Regions from separate parts of the Homo sapiens genome. Here region 2 is linked to region 1. Evidence: read pairs that join two places in POLR2A ChIA-PET (ENCODE). Cell type or tissue: Caco-2. All regions are shown on one strand. Each heading gives the region's core, and the rest is flanking DNA. Links, peaks and the distances in the headings are about the cores only. Region 1 has its middle 8.2 kb from the start of RCOR1. Region 2 overlaps RCOR1 (REST corepressor 1).

Region 1 (9,628 bases), core at 934-8,933:
GAGGTTGGGAGTTTGAGACCAGCCTAACCAACACGGAGAAACCCTGTCTCTACTAAAAATACAAAATCAGCCAGGCATGGTGGCGCATGCCTGTAATCCCAGCTACTCAGAGGCTGAGGCAGGAAAATCGCTTGAACCTGGGAGGCGGAGGTTGTGGTGAGCCGGGATTGCGTCATTGCACTCCAGCCTGGGCAACAAGAGTGAAACTCTTGTCTCCAAAAAAAAAAAAAAAAAAAAAGGAAACTGAGGCCCTGAGAGGTCCAGGGGCTCTCAGGCAGCCAGAGGCAGCACCTGACCTGGCCCAGGCCCCCTTCCCCGGGAGCACAGATGCCAGGATGTGTGGATTGGCGCCCTTCTTGGGCTGCTGGGCCCCGTGGTCTGCTAATTAGTCACATCATTTTTGGCATCGCACACAGCCTCGGGAACTGGAGAATGTCATTGTCAAAGTATTTTTGAATATTTGCCTTCTCAGCAAGAAGATGAGAAAGCTGTGAGGACACTCAGTCTTCCACGGGGTGGATACTAACCAAAATCACAAGCAGCTTGAGCTGGAAGGACCTGGGAGCCGGGAGAGATGCCGGAGGAGTCCCGCGCGCTGCCTGTCACAGCTGTGTGACTTCGAGACAGGGCTCTGGCCCCCTGGGCCTCAGTGTCCTCCCCTGGAAAATGGCTCATTCATTTCTCAGGTGGGCATGAAGTTGCTATGTGCCACGCACTGCTGTAGGCTCTGGGGAGCAAAACAGGCAAAAATCTCTGCTCTCACAGGCTGCCATCCCCAGGGGGGCCATACCATAGAAATCAAATCAGATACACCAGGGGTGACACATAGAAGGGAGAGCCCAGGGGTGGGGCTGTCAGGGATGGCCTTGCTGAGAAGGTGACATGCGAGTGAGAATTTGAAGGGGGCAGGAGGGAGCCCAAGGGGTGTCAGGGGAAGAGCCCTCCAGCACAGGGAGCGGCAGGCACAAAGGCCCTGCACTCGGGCAGGACTGGGTTGTTCCAGGAGCATCAGGGAGGCCAGGCGGGCTAGAGCAGGTGGTGACTCAGGGAGGCAACATGACAAGACTGGGTCACAAAAGGCCACTGGAGGCCTGCTTGCTGCTTGTGGAGGGCCTTGTAAACTGCTGGAAAGCCTTTCTTTTCTTTCTATTTTTGTTGTTGTTGTTGTTGACAGGGTCTCCCTCTGTCTCCCAGGCTGGAGTGCAGTGGCTAGAGCTCGCTGTTACTTCAAACTCCTGGGCTCAAGTGTGTGCCACCATGCTCTGCACCCAGGCTGGAGTGCAATGGCGCCATCTCTGCTCACTGCAACCTCCGCCTCCTGGGTTCAAGCGATTCTCCTGCCTCAGCCTCCTGAGTAGCTGGGATTAAAGCTGCCTGCCACCTGCACAGGTAATTTTTTTTGTATTTTTAGTAAAGACAGGATTGCGCTATGTTGGCCAGGCTCGTCTTGAGCCCCTGACCTCAGGTGATCTGCCCGCCTCCCAAAGTGCTGAGATTACAGGCGTGAGCTGCACCTGGCCTTAATTTTTAAATTTAATTTAAAATTTTTGTTTTTGTTGTTGTTGCAGAAATGGAGTCTCCCTATGTTGTGCAGACAGGTCTTGAACTCATAGCCTCAAGTGATTTGTCCGCCTCAGCCTCCCAAAGTACTGGACTTACAGGTGTGAGCCATGACACCCAGCCAAACCTATGGTTTTTTTTTTTGGTGTTGTTGTTTTGTTTTTTTTTTTTTTGAGATGGAGTCTTGCTCTGTCGCCTGGACTGGAATTCAGTGGCGCAATATCTCGGCTCACTGCAACCTCCGCCTTTCAGGATCAAGCGATTCTCCTGTCTCTGCCTCCCGAGTAGCTGGGATTACAGGTGCATGCTGCCATGCCTGGCTAATTTTTTGTATCTTAGTAGAGACGGGGTTTTACCGTTGTTGCCCAGGCTGGTCTTCAACTCCTGAGCTCAGGCAATCCACCCGCCTCAGCCTCCCAAAGTGAGCCACTGTGCCCGACCAAGCCTATGTTTTTGTTCTGGGTGACGGTCTAGAGCAGGACCAGACGTGATATGGTTTCTGTATTAGCCGTATTCTTCTGTGCCCCATGCTTCAAAGATAGAAGCAAGGAGGCCAGGTGAGATGTGAGGAGGCCTGCCCCATGGTGGGGACAGTGGGGGAACGAGAGAGGACTGGACTCCAGATGTGTCTGGAGGCAGAGTTGACATTGGGTGTGGAATTGTAAAAAATAATTTGTTGGCCGGGTGTGGTGGCTCACGCCTGTAATCCCACCACTTTGGGAGGCTGAGGCGGATGGATCATGGGGTCAGGAGATCGAGACCATCCTGGCTAACATGGTGAAACCCTGTCTCTACTAAAAATACAAAAAACAAGATTAGCCGGGTGTGGTGGCAGGCGCCTGTAGTCCCAGCTACTAGGGAGGCTGAGGCAGGAGAAATGCGTGAACCTGGGAGGCAGAACTTGCAGTGAGCCGAGATTGCACCACTGCACTCCAGCCTGGGCGACAGAGCGAGACTTCATCTCAACAACAACAACAAAAATAATAATAATAATAAATTTTTCTTTTTTTTTGTCCTCCCTGCCTCATCCCTGTAATTTATTTTATTTTACTTTATTATTTTTTTTGAGACAGAGTTTCACTCTTGTTGCCCAGGCTGGAGTGCAATGGCGTGATCTCGGCTCACTGCAACCTCTGCCTCCCGGGTTCTAGCAATTCTCCTGCCTCAGCCTCCTGAGTAGCTGGGATTACAGGCATGCGCCACCACGCCCGGCTAATTTTGTATTTTTAGTAGAGACAGGGTTTCTCCATGTTGAGGCTGGTCTCGAACTCCTGACCTCAGGTGATCCGCCCGCCTCGGCCTCCCAAAGTGCTGGGATTACGGGCTTGAGCCACTGCGCCCGGCCTATAATTTTTTTTTTTTTTTTTTTTTTAAGAGACAGGGTTGTCAGGCACGGTGGCTCACGCCTGTAATCCCAGCACTTTGGGAGGCCGAGGCAGGTGGATCACAAGGTCAGGAGTTCAAGACCAGCCTGGTCAAGATGGTGAAACCCCAACTCTACTAAAAATACAATAATTAGTATTGTATTTTTACATACATTTTAGGGGTGAGGTGGCAGACCCCTGTAATCCCAACTACTCGGGAGGCTGAGGCAGGAGAATTGCTTGAACCCAGGGGGCGGAGGTTGCAGTGAGCCGAGATTGCACCACTGCATTCCAGCCTGGGTGACAGTGAGACTCCGTCTCAAAAAAAAAAAAAAAGAAAAGAAAAAAGAGAGACAGGGTCTTGCTGTATTGCCCAGGCTGGAGTGCAGTGGCTATTCACAGGCACAATTCCGCTACTGATCAGCCTGGGAGTTTTGACCTGCTCCATTTCCGACCTGGGGTGGTGGTTCACCCCTCCTTAAGCAACATGGTGGTCCCCTGCTCCTCGGAAGTCACCATATTAATGCCAAAGTTAGTGCGGACACCCTCTCGGCATAGCGCACTACAGCCCAGAACTCCTGGGCTCAAGCGATCCTCTTGCCTCAGCCTCCCAAAGCTGTGTGAGCCACCACGCCTGGCCATTTAAATCATTTTCAAATGTACAATTCAGGGACATACAGTACATTCACGATGTTGCACAACCATCTCCACAGTGAAGTTCCAGCAGGAAACCCATGTCCATGAAGCAGGCACTCCCTTCTCCCCTCCGTGTGCTAGGCCAGTGCAGGGAGAGACATGATATGGGGCTGCCAGCAAGGCAGATGCTAGGGGAAATTGAGGGAGATGGCTGGAGGAGAAGAGGGTCTTCGGCTATCCCCTGCGTCACTCCCAGGAGCCCCAAGATGTGTGCGCAGCAGAGGAGACTCTGAGACACATTCTCCTCTAGACCAGGCACTGCTGAACACTGGAGCAGTGCAAGCAGGACGGCAACACCAAGAGGTCCTGGGCGGGGTGGGGTCTGGGGAGGGAGAGAGATACAAGAACCAAGAGTCCCAGGGCTGCAGCTGAGACAGGGCTGGTAATGAGGCACAGCCCCGGAGTGGGCAGGGGTGGGGACCTCCCATGGATGGGATGGTCAGAAGGCTCCTGGAGGAGGTGACATGTAGGTGGGGTAAGGCAGAGGAAGCCTGGGAAGATTGGGGGAAAGGTGTTCCCGGCCTAGAAACAGCCGAATGCCAGCAGGCCTCTCCGTGTCACACCCCTGCCTCCTAGGGCCATCCATCTCTCTGTCTGTCTGTTCCAGGGAGGGTTCCCCGGTTTGTCTTTTACTGAAAGATCCTGGAGGAGGGGAGGGCTAGTTGTTGCTCTTATGCAAAGGCCCTGAGGCAGGTGCAGGGTGTGAAGGGGAGGGGAGACATGAGGCCAGGAGTCGAAGTGGAGCTGGAGGCAGGGCCATGCCTCATGTGCCTGGGGCCAGCTGTGGAGTGTTTGGAATTTCATCCTTGGCCCACAGGAAATCCCCGTAGGGACCGGGGGTGGGGGTGGGGGGTGGTGGGGGTTGTAAGCCAGGAAGGAAGTGATCCAGCCCTTGTTTCAAAGATGATCTCTGGCTGTCATGTCATTAGGGGATGGCAGTTGGAAGGGTGTCGTGGTATCTAAGCTGGTAGAGGAAAGAGTACGGCCCAGGTATCCCACCTCCCAGGGCACCCTCGTGTCACTCTTGACAGGCCCAGTACTTGCAGTGTCCTGGGGAAAAGCCCCATGTGTCTCTCATCTGTGAACGAGAGGTGAATGGAGGCCCATCTAGCTGGGCCAGGCCTGACCATCCGCAGGACTGAATGCCAGCAAGCCTTTCCACGTCCCACCCCTGCCCACTAGGGCCATCCGTATCTGTCTGTCTGTCCCAGGGAGAGTTCCCTGGTTTGTCTTTTACTGAAAGATCCTGGGGGACGGGAGGGCTAGTTGTCACTCTTGTGGACAAGGGGTAGGTCCTCAGCCAGGAAACCTTTCTTTTTTTTTTTTTGAGATGGAGTCTTGCTCTGTCCGCCAGGCTGGAGTACAGTGGCACGATCTAGGCTCATTGCAACCTCCCCCTCTCGGGTTCAAGCGATTCTCCTGCCTCAGCCTCCTGAGTAGCTGGGAAGACAGGCGCCCACCATCACGCCTGGCTAATTTTTGTATTTTTAGTAGAGACGGGGCTTTACCATGTTGGCCAGGCTGACCCCGAACTCCTGACCTCAACTGATCCGCCCGACTCGGCCTCCCAAAATGCTAGGATTACAGGTGTAAGCCACTGTGCCCAGCCCAGGAAACCACTCTTGGAAGGCAGTTTCTAGACAGAGAAAAGAACACCCTTTTCTCTGAGGGTCTAAATGTTGGTGTAGCCGGTATCTGTCTGCTGCGAGGCTGCTGGGAAGCCAGTGCTCTGCTCATTATCTATATCCCTGCCAATATATCTACACTCTTACTGGGGTCTGGTTTAAATGTCCCAGCCTGACCCCAAGACAAAGTCAGCAGTGGTGACTGAAGCAGCCCTTGCTGCGTGGCAGGCTCTGTGCTGGGCACGGGATTCCAGACACACAAGAGTGAGACCCTATCTTGCAGAGCTTACAATTCGGGGTGGGGGCAGGGGGGAGGGAAACACAAGTAGCCCTAAGCATGGCTCATGACAACTGTCATCAGTGCCAGGAGTGGGGACACCAGGGCCTGGGACAGGGGGCTGAGGCGGTCAGGAGGTTCAGAAGGGCTCCTGGAGAAGGGGGCCTGCGAGCTGAGCTGTGAAGGCCAAGGGGCATGATCTGGGTCGCGTGGCCTGGTGGGAGCCTCACCCCTGGGCAATCCTGGGAAGAGAGGTCCCAAAAGTGGGGAATCTTGAGGCCAGCTTAGGCAGGAGGCCCTCTCCTCTCCTGGGCAGAGACCTGCTTCAGCCTAGGTCTGAGCTCTGCCCGAGCTGGTCTTCCCACATGCCTGCGGCCCCTTGAGGGAGGCCTCACACTGGTCCCAGGCCTGCTGCTGCCGTCCGCCCATGCCTCACGGGAAGCTTCTTAGACAGAGTGAAAAGCATTCCTAAGGGAATGTAAAGAAAGGGCGGGGCGGCTGGGCAGGAAAGGGCCTGGCTCACACTTCCCCTCGATAATCTTATCGCGATGACAAGCTCCCAGCCTGGCCTCCATTTGTTCATCTGGACCGGGAGGGTGCCCTGGCTGCAAGGCTGGAGTTAGGATTGACATAACCGTAAAGTGTGGACGTGACCCACCAGGAGCATGGGGATGAGGACTCCTCGGGGTGGCCTTGTGGGAACGGGGTGGGGCACCCACACTGGCCTTGGCACCCTAGCAAAGGTGTGGGTGTGGAAAGCCAGGCCTGAAGTCTCAAGTCCTGGCAGGGAGGCCATCTCCTCCAACACCCTGGCAAATGAAGGATGCAAAGGAAACGAAATCTACAGAAACGCGGAGACCCTGAATGATGTGTTCTTCTGTGTCTTCTTCCTCCTCATTCTTTCTGTTATTTAATTATCTCTATTTTCCAAACAGCTTCCTTGAGATATAATTCATAGTACATGCCATACAATTCACCCATGAGAAGTGTCCGATACAGCAGTTTTAGTATATCCAGAGTCATGCAACCATCACCACAATCAATGTTAGAACATCTCGCCGGGTGAAGTGGCTCACGGTTGTAATCCCATCACTTTGGGAAGCTGAGGGAGGTGAATCACGAGGTCAAGAGATCGAGACCATCCTGGCCAACATGGTGAAACCCTGTCTCTACAAAAAATTAGCTGGGCATGGTGGTGCGCACCTGTATTCCCAGCTACTTGAGAGACTGAGGCAGGAGGATCGCTTGAACCCAGGAAGTGGAGGTTGCAGTGAGTCGAGATTGCACCCTGAGATCGCGCCACTATACCCCAGCCTGGCGACAGGGACTCCGTCTCATACAAACAAAAAAACAAAAAACAACAACAAAAAGAACATCTCATTACCTCAGAAAGAAACCCTGTACCCATTTGCAGTCACTCCACATTCCTCTCTCCCTCAGCAACCAATAATCTGCTTTCTGCCTGTTGTGGACATTTCATAGAAATGGAATCATACACTATGTGGTCTTTTGTGACTAGCTTCTTCATTTAACCTGTTCAGGATTCATCCATGTTGTAGCATCCTTTTTATGGCTGACCCATATTCCAGTGTGGATAGACCACACTTTGTTTAAACATTCATCAGATGAGGGACATTAAGTATGAATAATACTGCTATGAACATTTGCCCACAAGTTTTTGTGTGGACATATGTTTTCAGTTGTTTTGGGTATATATCTCTGAGTGGGATTTCTGGGTCAAATGGCAACTCTATGTTTAACTTCTTGAGAAACTGCCAGACTATTTTCCAAAGCAGCTGCACCATTTTACATTCCCACCAGCAGTGGCTTCCAGCACTTGTTACTGCATCTTTTTGATGAGTGCTATCCTGGTGGGCAAGAAGTGGCATCTCTTTGTGGTTTTTTCATTTCCCTGACGGCTAACATTGAGCATCTTTGCATGAGTTTCTTGGCCTTTTTTTTTTTTGAGACAGGAGTCTCGCTCTGTTACCCAGGCTGCAATGGGGGGCGATATTGGCTCACTGCAACCTCTGCCTCCCAGGTTCAAGTGATGCTCCTGCCTCAGCCTCCAGGTAGCTGAGATTACAGGCACCCACCACCGCGCCTGGCTAATCTTTTTTTTTTTTTTTTTTTTTGAGACGGAGTCTCACTCTGTTGCCAGGCTAGAGTGCTGTGGCGTGATCTCCGCTCACTGCAACTTCCGACTACCTGGTTCAAGAGATTATCCTGCCTCAGCCACCCCATAGCTGGGATTACAGGAATGCACCACCATACCCAGCTAATTTTTGTATTGTTAGTAGAGATGGGGTTCACCATGTTGGCCAGGATGGCCTTGATCTTCTGACCTCGTGATCTGCCCGCTTTGGCCTCCCAAAGTGCTGGGATTACAGGCGTAAGCCACCGCATCCAGCCACAGCTAATCTTTTTTTTGTTTGTTTTTTTGAGACGGAGTTTTTGCTCGTTGCCCAGGCTGGAGTGCAATGGCGCAATCTCTGCTCACTGCAACCTCCGCCTCCTGTATTCATGTGATTCTCCTGCCTCAGCCTCCCGAGTAGCTGGGATTACAGGAGCCTGCCACCATCTGCAGCAAAATTTTTATCTGTAGGAGAGACGCGGTTTCTCCATGTTGGTTAGGCTGGTCTCGAACTCCCGACCTCAGGTGATCCATCCGCTTCAGCCTCCCAAAGTGCTGGGATTACAGGCGTAAGCCACCATGCTCACCCACACAAGTTTTAATTTTTATGAATTCCAATTTTTCTCTTTTGTTCCTTATCCTTTTGGCATCGTAATCAAGAAGACTTTGCCTACCTCATGGTCACAGAGATTTAGGTTTTCATCTGACAGTTTTATAGTTTTACAATTAGGTCTTACAATTAGGTCTACGATTTACTTGCTTAGTTATTAACATATTAAGTAACAAGTTCTAGCAGTGGGTCTAATAACTTCTGTGATTTTGGAGACGAGTATACGTGCTATTTTGAGGCTGGGCGCGGTGGCTCATGCCTGTAATCCCAGCACTTTGGGAGGCCAAGGTGGGCGGATCACGACGTCAGGAGTTCGACACCAGTCTGGCCAACATGGTGAAACCCCATCTCTACTAAAAACACAAAAATTAGCTGGGCGTGGTGGTGGGTGCCTGTGATCCCAGCTACTCAGAGCCTGAGGGAGGAAAATAGTTGGAACCCGGGAGGTTGCACTGAGCTGAGATCATGCCACTGCACTCCAGCCTGGGCGACAGAACAAGACTCTGTCTCAAAAAATAAAATAAAAATAAAATAAATAAATAAATGCTATTTTGAGATATTTCCAGTGACTGCAATGTGTTGAGATGGAATATCACCTACATTCATAAGTGAAGAAAATGCTGGATTTTGGTTAAAGGTTGATTTTTTTTTTGAGACAGGGGTCTTGCTGGAGGCCTCAAAGTACCTGGGATTATAAGTGAGTGCCACCGCACTTGGTGTTAAAGGTTAATTTAAATAAAGATGTATTTACCAGCTCTGGTTCATGGTCTCCAGAATTCTATCCATGGATTCCAGGTTCAGAACTCTTAGGATGGCTAAAATTCCAGCCTGAAGTCTCAGTTTTCCAATAGTCCTTTGGGGGCTTGAAACCTCCCAGGAATGGCTTTAGGGTGTTTTCCTGACACTTCCCAGCCCTGGCCCATACCCTGCCCTCTGCCTGGCTCCATTCTTGGGAAAGGAATTCCTTGCCAAACAGAATTTTCTAACAAGCCCAAATATAGTAATAATAATAATTAGCAGCAGGAAGAACTATAAACACTGGGGTAGGAAAGCCTGTACCCGTCTCTCCTTTTCCTGATCCCTTCCCTTCATTCCTGAACTGAAGGAGACGGAGCCCCTTTGGGCTTTGATGACTCCATCACTGGGGTATGTTCATTTGATGGTTGATTTTGCTGTACCAGGTACTTCCTTTCCCATTTTCTAATCATTTTATAACACATGCTGACTCTTTTCCCTTCCCTTTTTCTGGGAAAATACAATGAATACAAAATTATAAACACTGTATGTTTAGCATCAGACCAAGCATGTTGCAGACACCCTTGCCCCTGGCCGTCCCAGAATCCCTGGGGCAACTCTGGCCTT
Region 2 (8,000 bases), core at 1-8,000, 57 kb after region 1:
TGTATCTGAAAAACAATATTGGCTTCAAAAACGAACAAAAAAAAATTTAACTTCCCCCAGATTGCAGATTTACCATGTAAATGTGTTTCCACCCTGTTTTCAAGCTAATGTGACAAATTTGCTACATTATAAAGAACAGAAACCTGTGTACAGATTTTGGGGATAGCACACATAAAATAGTCCAAGGACATTATCAACTCAGGTGCAGAAGTTCTTGCTGAAGTTCTATTAACAATTGTGTTTAAAAACACCAGATGGGAGCAGATTTAAAGAGGGAGATTCTAATGGAAGGTTAGTTGGGATTTGTAGGGAAGAGAGAGAAGGATTTTAATTGAAAAGATACTAGACCGTATTCTTACCTTTATAGCGTTGTCTTCTTTTCTTTCTTTTCTTTTTTTTTGAGTCATATTTTCGTTCTTGTCACCCAGGCTAGAGTGCAGTGGTGTGATCTCGGCTCACTGCAACCTCAGCCTCCCGAGTAGCTGGAATTACAGGCCCCTGCCACCATGCCCAGCTCATTTTTGTATTTTCAGTAGAGATGGGGTTTTGCCATGTTGGCCAGGCTGGTCTCGAACTCCTGACTTCAAGTGAGCTACTGGCCTTGGTCTTCTCAAAGGTTGGGATTACAGGTGTGAGCCACCTCGCCTGGCCTATAGTAGTGTTTTTTTTTCTTTTCTTTTCTTTTTTTCTTGAGACGGAGTCTTGCTATGTTGTCCAGGCTGGAGTGCAGTGGCACAATCTTGGCTTACTGCAACCTCTGCCTCCCTGGTTCAAGCAATTCTGCTGTCTCAGTGAGTAGCTGAGATTACAGGTGCGAACCACCACATCCGGGTAATGTTTGTATTTTTAGTGGAGACGGGGTTTCGCCATGCTGGCCAGGCTGATCTCTAACTCCTGATGTCAGGTGCTCCGCCTGCCTCAGCCTCTGAAAGTGCTGGGATTGCAGGCGTGAACTACTGTGCCCAGCCTAGTAGTATTTTCTATCCAAGTTTTGGATGTAATTCTCTTGGGATTTTTTTCCTAATTTGTACAGCTACCACTGTACTGTTCATGACTGTATCCATGGGAACATAAGTAGGATGACATAAGTTTATAACTTGTTGCTAGGCAGATCTAGCTTGTAATGTATTAAGATTTTCCCATTAAAAAGCATTTGGATGGTTTTCTTTTGTGCGGTGAAGGTAACTAAACAGCGTAATTTGGAATTAAAACTGTGAAGTTGTATAAATTCCTTCTAGGAGAACCAACTACTCTTTGTTTTCTTTCTTTCTTTTTTTTTTTTTTTTTTGAGACAAGATCTCTTTTTGTCACCCAGGCTGGACTACAGTGACATGATCAGGTTTCACTGCAGCCTGGACCTCCTGGACACAAATGATCCTCCTACCTCAGCCTTCTCCTCCCCTTTACCAGCTCCTCCCCTTCCCTTCCCCAGCTCTCCCCCTCCAGTAGCTGGGAATACATGTATGCATCAGCATGTCTGGCTAATTAATTTATTTTTTAATTTTTATTTATTTATTTATTTATTTATTTATTTATTTATTTATTTATTTATTTATTGAGATGGAGTCTCGCTCTGTTGTCCAGGCTGGAGTGCAATGGCGTGATCTTGGCTCTTTGTATCTTCCTCCTCCTGGGTTCAAGAGATTCTCCTGCCTCAGCCTCCCTAGTAGCTGGGATTACAGGCACCTGCCATTATGCCTGGCTGATTTTTGTAGTTTTGTGGAGATGCAGTTTCACCATGTTGGCCGGGCTGGTCTTGAACTCCCAGCCTCAGAAGATCTGCCCACCTCAGCCTCCCAAAGTGCTGGGGTTACAGGTGTGACACTGAGCTCAGCCTATTCATTCATTCATTCATTCATTCATTCATTCATGAGACGGAGTCTCGCTCTGTCCCCAGGCTGGAGTGCAATGGCATGACCTCGGCTCACTGCAACCTCCGCCTCCTGGGTTCAAGTGATTCTCTGCCTCAGCCTCATGAGCAGCTGGGATTACAGGCATCTGCCACCACACCCGGCTAATTTTGTGTTTTTAGTAGAGATGGCGTTTCACCATGTTAGTCAGGCTGGTCTTGAATTCCCAACCTCAGGTGATCCGCCTGCCTCAGCTTCCCAGAGTGCTGGGATGACAGGCGTGAGCCGCCACACCCAGCCATATATATATGTATTTTTTATTTGAGTTTGCGTTTTGCCGTGTTGCCCAGGCTGGTCTTGAACTCCGGAATTTCAGATCGCCCACCTCAGCCTCCTAAAGTGCTGGGAGCCGCTGTGCCCAGCCTAGTCATGTTTTTAATTAATTGAATGTCTGAAATGGAAGATAATGAGTTAAAATAATTGTGTCTTAAGCCTGTCCTCTTCAGCTAAAACAGTCAGTATTTAGATATGTATGAACGAGATGTGAACACTTGATCCATCCTAAAGTACATAGCAGATTTCAAGATGATGACAGGTATCTTGGGTAGTTCTTCCGACTCTCAAAGACTTGGTGGACTAACCAAGAAAACCTCATGGAGATCGAGACACCTGTCTTGTATTTTGGTTGCAATTTTTTAAAATTAATTTTTAAAAAATGTAATATTAGTGTAAAATAACTAAATTTCAAAAAAGTTTAGAATGAGATGTAATTGAGGTCACATAGCTCTTTTCTGCAGAGGCTATCACACTTAACACCTTATCTGATTGTAATTTAAAGAATTTTTTGAGGCTGGACACGTTGGCTCACGCCTGTAATTCCAGCATTTTGGGAGACTGAGGTAGGAGGGACACTTGAGCCCAGCCTGGGCAACATAGTGAAACCCCGTCTTACAGAAAATTAAAAAATTAGCTGGCTGTCGTAGTGTGCACCTCTGGTTCCAGGTACTTTGGAGTCTGAAGTGGGAGGATCACTTGAGCCAGGGAGGTTGAGGCTGCAGTGAACTGCCATTGCACTCCAGCCTGGGTGACAGAGCAAGATCCCTGTCTCAGAAGAAAAACAGAAAAGAGGCTGGGTGTGGTGGCTCACGCCTGTAATCCCAGCACTTTGGGAGGCTGAGGCAGGTGGATCACGAGGTCAGGAGATCGAGACCGTCCTGGCCAACATGTTGAAACCCCATCTCTACTAAAAATACAAAAAAAATTAGCTGGGCTTGGTGGCGCGTGCCTGTGGTCCCAGCTACTTGGAAGGCTGAGGCAAGAGAATTGCTTGAACCCGGAAGGTGGAGGTTGCAGTGACCCGAAATTGCACCACTGCACTCCAGCCTTGCGGCAGAGTGAGACTCGGCCTTAAAAAAAAAGAAAACCAGAAAAGAATTATGTAAGCAGTTATTCAATAATAAATAATATTTATGCAGCTGGGCACAGTGGTTCACACCTGTAGTCCTAGCACTTTTGGAGGCTGAGGCGGGTGGATCACTTGAGCCCAGGAGTTCGGGACCAACCTGGGCAACATGGCAAAACCCCATCTCTACAAAAAGTACAAAAATTAGCCGGTTATGGTGGTGTTCTCCTTTAGTCCCAGCTATTCAGGAAGCTGAGGTGGGCGGATCACTTGTGCCCAGGAGGTTGAGGCTGCAGTGAGCCAAGATGTCGCCACTGCACTCCAGTCCCAACAACAGAGTGAGACCCTGTCTCAATTAAAAAAAAAATAATAATATTTATGCCGTTTTTTTGTACCAGCTACTATGATAGGTGCTTTATAGGACAATTTGGGGAAGTAATTGCTGTTAACTCCATTTTACTCATATAAGGAAAGTGACGCTTGCACAAGGTTTAATATTTCTTGCCCACTAACATGTATGCTTCAAGAAAGCAGGGGCTATGTGTTACTTCTGTCTAGCCCCCTCCTGTATCTAGCATAGTTTCTTTGGGGTTTGGGTAGTGTGTCAAATACAGTGGAAAGGCTGGTTTTACAAAGATGATTGTTGTATCTTCATTTATTACCTTTGAACTTGTAGCTTCATAGGGAAATCATGGGAATTTGAGCAGCACTGAATCTGCATGTATTAAAAAAACTTGCATCATTTCTGGATTTCATGTGGTGAATATTTGATAGTACCTCTCGTGATTTGATAAGGTCCATTATTTGGGGACAAGGGTGGTTAACATAGGGATTGATGGAATTGTGACTCCATTCTGTTGTGGCGTGTTTAGTTTTTACCTCTTTCCCTTTACTCCTCGTGCCCCAGCTGCGTCTGTGTCCATTGTCCTTTCAGTTTCTTACTCTAATTGAAAGAATACATAGGTAAAGAAGGAATCTGATAGAAGGAATAAACTTCTTTGACGGTATTAACAAGTGTCTGATCTTGATTAGTGTAAGTTGTATTCAGTGCCTCATGTTTCTTACCTTTGAATTGTAGAAAATAAAATTTTAGATCTGGTTAAGATTCTTGAGATTATTTGGCAGGAGGAAATTGAAGCGCAGTTCAGTTCCATAGAATGTTGTTGAATGCGTTTCTTCATTTGTTAAGAGTGATAATATTTGTCTCATAGGGTTGATACAAGGAGGAAGAGATACTCTTTATAAAAAAGTCTTAGGCCGATTTGATGATAATACTAATAGTTAAACTTGTTCAGAAGTTAATCTGGGCTGGGCATGGTGGCTCACACCTGTAATTTCAGCACTTTGGGAGGCAGAGGTGGGAAGGATCGCTTGAGCCCAGAAATTCCAGACCAGCCTGGGCAACAAAGTGAGACCTCGTCTCTATAAAAATTATAAAAATAAGCCGGGTATGGTGGCACATGCCTATGGTCCCAGGTACTCGGGATGCTGAGATGGAAGGATCACATGAGCCCAGGAAGTCGAGGCTGTGGTGAGCTATGATCATTGCCACTGCACTCCAGCCTAGGTGACAGAGTGAGACCCTGTCTATTAAAAAAAGTTAGTCTGTGTTAGCATAGTATCGGCAGAAAAGTATTCTGACACAGTATAGGAGGGATCAGGGTATGGGGGAATGAGTCAGGAAGGCCATTTTAAAGATTTTACAGTGTCCTAAACTTGATAGTGAAGGCTAAGCATTAGAAATGGAAGAGATTGGCTGGGCGCAGTGGCTCACGCCTGTAATCCCTGCACTTTGGGAGGCCGAGGCGGGCAGATCACGAGGTCAGGAGATCAAGACCATCCTGGCTAACACGGTGAAACCCTGTCTCTACTAAAAACACAAAAAATTAGCCGGGCGTGGTGGCGGGTGCCTGTAGTCCCAGCTACTTGGCAGGCTGAGGCAGGAGAATGGCGTGAACCCGGGAGGCGGAGCTTGCACAGTGAGCCCAGATCATGCCACTGCACTCCAGCCTGGGCGACAGAGCGAGACTCCGTCTCAAAAAAAAGAGGAATGGAAGAGATTAGAAAAGATGTGAACAAACCTTATAGAGCTTCCAGGAAAGGAAGAAAGGTAAAAACATTGAGATTTGGAATGTTGAGTAATGGGATAGTATAAACAGTATAGCAGTATAGAGATGTCACTAATGTTTTAGAAACTGAAATAATAGATTAATGCATGGTAATTACCTTGCCAGAACTGAAAAGCGGTGGTAGTGATGCTGGAGGAAGCAGATTGCTGCTGCAGAACTGCAGCAAGGCCTAGGAGGTGGAGGCACCAGGTATCTTCAGAGGCCCAGGTGTGGTGTGGTTGGCCCTAAGCTGATGGGCTGACTGAAAGTCTCCAGGAATTCTTCCTGTCTCTAGATTATGCTTCATTCCAGCAGTCCAGGAATTAGACTTTCCCTAGCCTAGCACAAGACAAGTTTACTTTTGGTAGAGTTTGAACCAGAGCTGTACCCTAGACTTGAAATGGGGAGGACGGGTGGAAACTATCTGGACGTGGTGGGGGAGACGTATCTATGAAGTGAAAGTTTGTATATTGAATGGTCATTCCAGAATTCTTAATAGCCTGGCTTATACTCTCCAGCAAATTAGAAGGTTCTTCTTTGGGAGAAAACTGGCCCAGATGCTAACAATTGAGTGTTACCCTGTATTCCAGTTATTACCGCCTAACAACTGTTGCTGTTACTATTGTCTTTAAACAACAACAATCGTTTTATTATCTCACACTTTCTGGTGATGAGGATTTAGGAAGACATCAGTTGGGCAGCTCTGGCTTGGGTTTCTCTGACTTAAGTTGTGTTCACATGGTGGCTGGAGCTGAACAGTAGGGTGCTGAAGTGGCCTTGGCTGGCCAGACAGCTTTCTTCCTGGTGTCTCAGCATGGGCTGATTTGTGCTCCTCACAACATTATGGCCTCTGACTGCTTACAAGAAAGTGCAGGCTTCCAAAGCAAGTATCGCAAGAAAACTGACTATTAACTGATTCACTTTTCATGACCCAGCCTCGGAAGTCACATAGGCTCCTTTCCGATGTAGTCACAAGTCTAGTCAGCTTCAAGGGCAGGGAACATAGATTCCATCTCTTGGTAGGAGTACAGAAGTGGAATTGCAGTCAGAGTGTAAGGGGTCCCTGTGGGATGACATGAGAAACATTCTGTGACCACCTTTGGAAAACACAATCTACCACATTTTCTCATTTGGTCACAATAATTCACATTCCTCCTTCTTGTCACTTGTGCTCACACCCTCTCCCATCACATCGCTCCCCCTTCCTGCTATGGCATTAACTTCAAGTTCAGCATCTTGTCACCTGAATCAAGCCCAGTTGTGGCCACCCAAAGCTCCTCAGGTGTGGTTCCTCTAGAGCTGAACTCATGTGACGTCAAGAGAAGGAATCTGTTGCTTCCTCTGACTTAAAATGGCAGGACAAGCTTAGGATAATTGCTGTAGACACATCTGCCCAGAAAAGAGGAAACAGGAGGCACAGTAGTTTCTCATCCATTGCCATTCTGAAATTCAGCAGGGCACACGTTACCAATTCCTTGATTTGGTCTCAGTTCTGGTGCCTGGGAATGATTGTTTCAGGCTCTGGTTTCTGCTGAGAATTTTGTTTTGTCTTCTGAGTTACCCTTTTCCCTAAGAAATGGCTGATTTTTATAGCTGAGTAGTTTTCTTAGCCTTTGTGCTTTCGGTAGTTTTGGAGGAACAAAAAAACCTTCCCCTCATTTTGTACTGTTTTTGTCTCTTTCAGTCCAAACTGGTATAATTCCTTTGAAAATTTTGTGGGCTCTCTCTGTGTCAATTTGTAACCTACTACATTAGACAGGAACCACACTTAGCCTGTTTGTGGTAGGTCCTTCATTTCCTTGGGCTCCTTGTGTGTCACCAGCCTTAGTATTCTTAGAAGCCCTGTTGTTTGATGGAGAGGATCTTAAAATCCTTAGAAGGCTCTTGGTCTCTTGGAAAGGACAGTGCAGAACCTTCTTAGATCTTTTTGAGGTTTTAAGAAAGTATTACAGTCACAGTCTGGGTTTGTTCTTTACCACTGAGAATTTTGAGAATTGTTTCTTTTTTTAAAATTCTGCCTGGAAATATCCTTAGGTAGATCATGGAGTTTATTAGGTGCATTTCCTGTTTTCCACATTTCTAAAGGCCACATTTTCCACTACTTAGACAACAGGGGACCCTTTTCCTGTAATGTACAATAGTAGTTTTCATAGTTTCTATTAAGCTTTTCCTGATAGTTTCCTTGTTGAGGCCCTTCAGGCTTTTGCTGATAGCCTCTTAAAGGCCTTGCAATTTCCACCTGCCACCCAGCCCCAAAGCCAGTAGCACAGTTCTGGGTTTTTGTTGCAGCATCTCACTTCCAGGTGCCAAAATCTGTTCCTTAGTCTTGCTGCCTGAAAAATGACCCCCAAAAGTTAGTGACTTAAAATAATTCCGTGATTTCTGTAGGTCAGGAATTTAGGAAGAGCTTGATTGGGCAATTGTGGCTCAGGTTCTTGCTTTGGCTGCAGTCAGATGGTAGAGCTGAAGAGTAGTGCACAGGCAAGGCAGTGTGCACAGCTGGAGAGGGCCGAGCTGAGCCGCCTCCACAAGGTCTCTGTGTGAATTTGTTTGTGCTGCTTCTTCAGGGCACTCAGACTGCCCACATAGCTTTGTGTCCAAATGTATGTCCTGTGGGAGGATGAGCAGAATCTGTATTAC

Evidence for each region. Peaks named below come from ENCODE experiments on the same cell type or tissue, not always from the same donor. Only the 100,000 strongest peaks of a DNase experiment are listed, where the experiment ranks them.
Region 2: POLR2A ChIA-PET joins it to region 1 with 11 read pairs; 14 of 35 experiments call an interaction of 5 or more read pairs at or near these places.

The regions. Positions count from the first base shown.
Region 1 is chr14:102,579,615-102,589,242 of GRCh38, forward strand. It overlaps the pseudogene RN7SL546P. Among named protein-coding and RNA genes, the nearest start is that of RCOR1, 8.2 kb to the right of the region's middle. RefSeq lists enhancers at 1-633, 634-1,318, 4,593-5,121. In Caco-2, for the core only: no CTCF peak of the experiment used is centred there; DNase peaks (open chromatin) are centred at 4,317 and 5,967.
Region 2 is chr14:102,637,995-102,645,994 of GRCh38, forward strand. All of the region lies in intron 2 of RCOR1 (REST corepressor 1), which reads left to right. Among named protein-coding and RNA genes, the nearest start is that of RCOR1, 49 kb to the left of the region's middle. In Caco-2, for the core only: no CTCF peak of the experiment used is centred there; no DNase peak of the experiment used is centred there.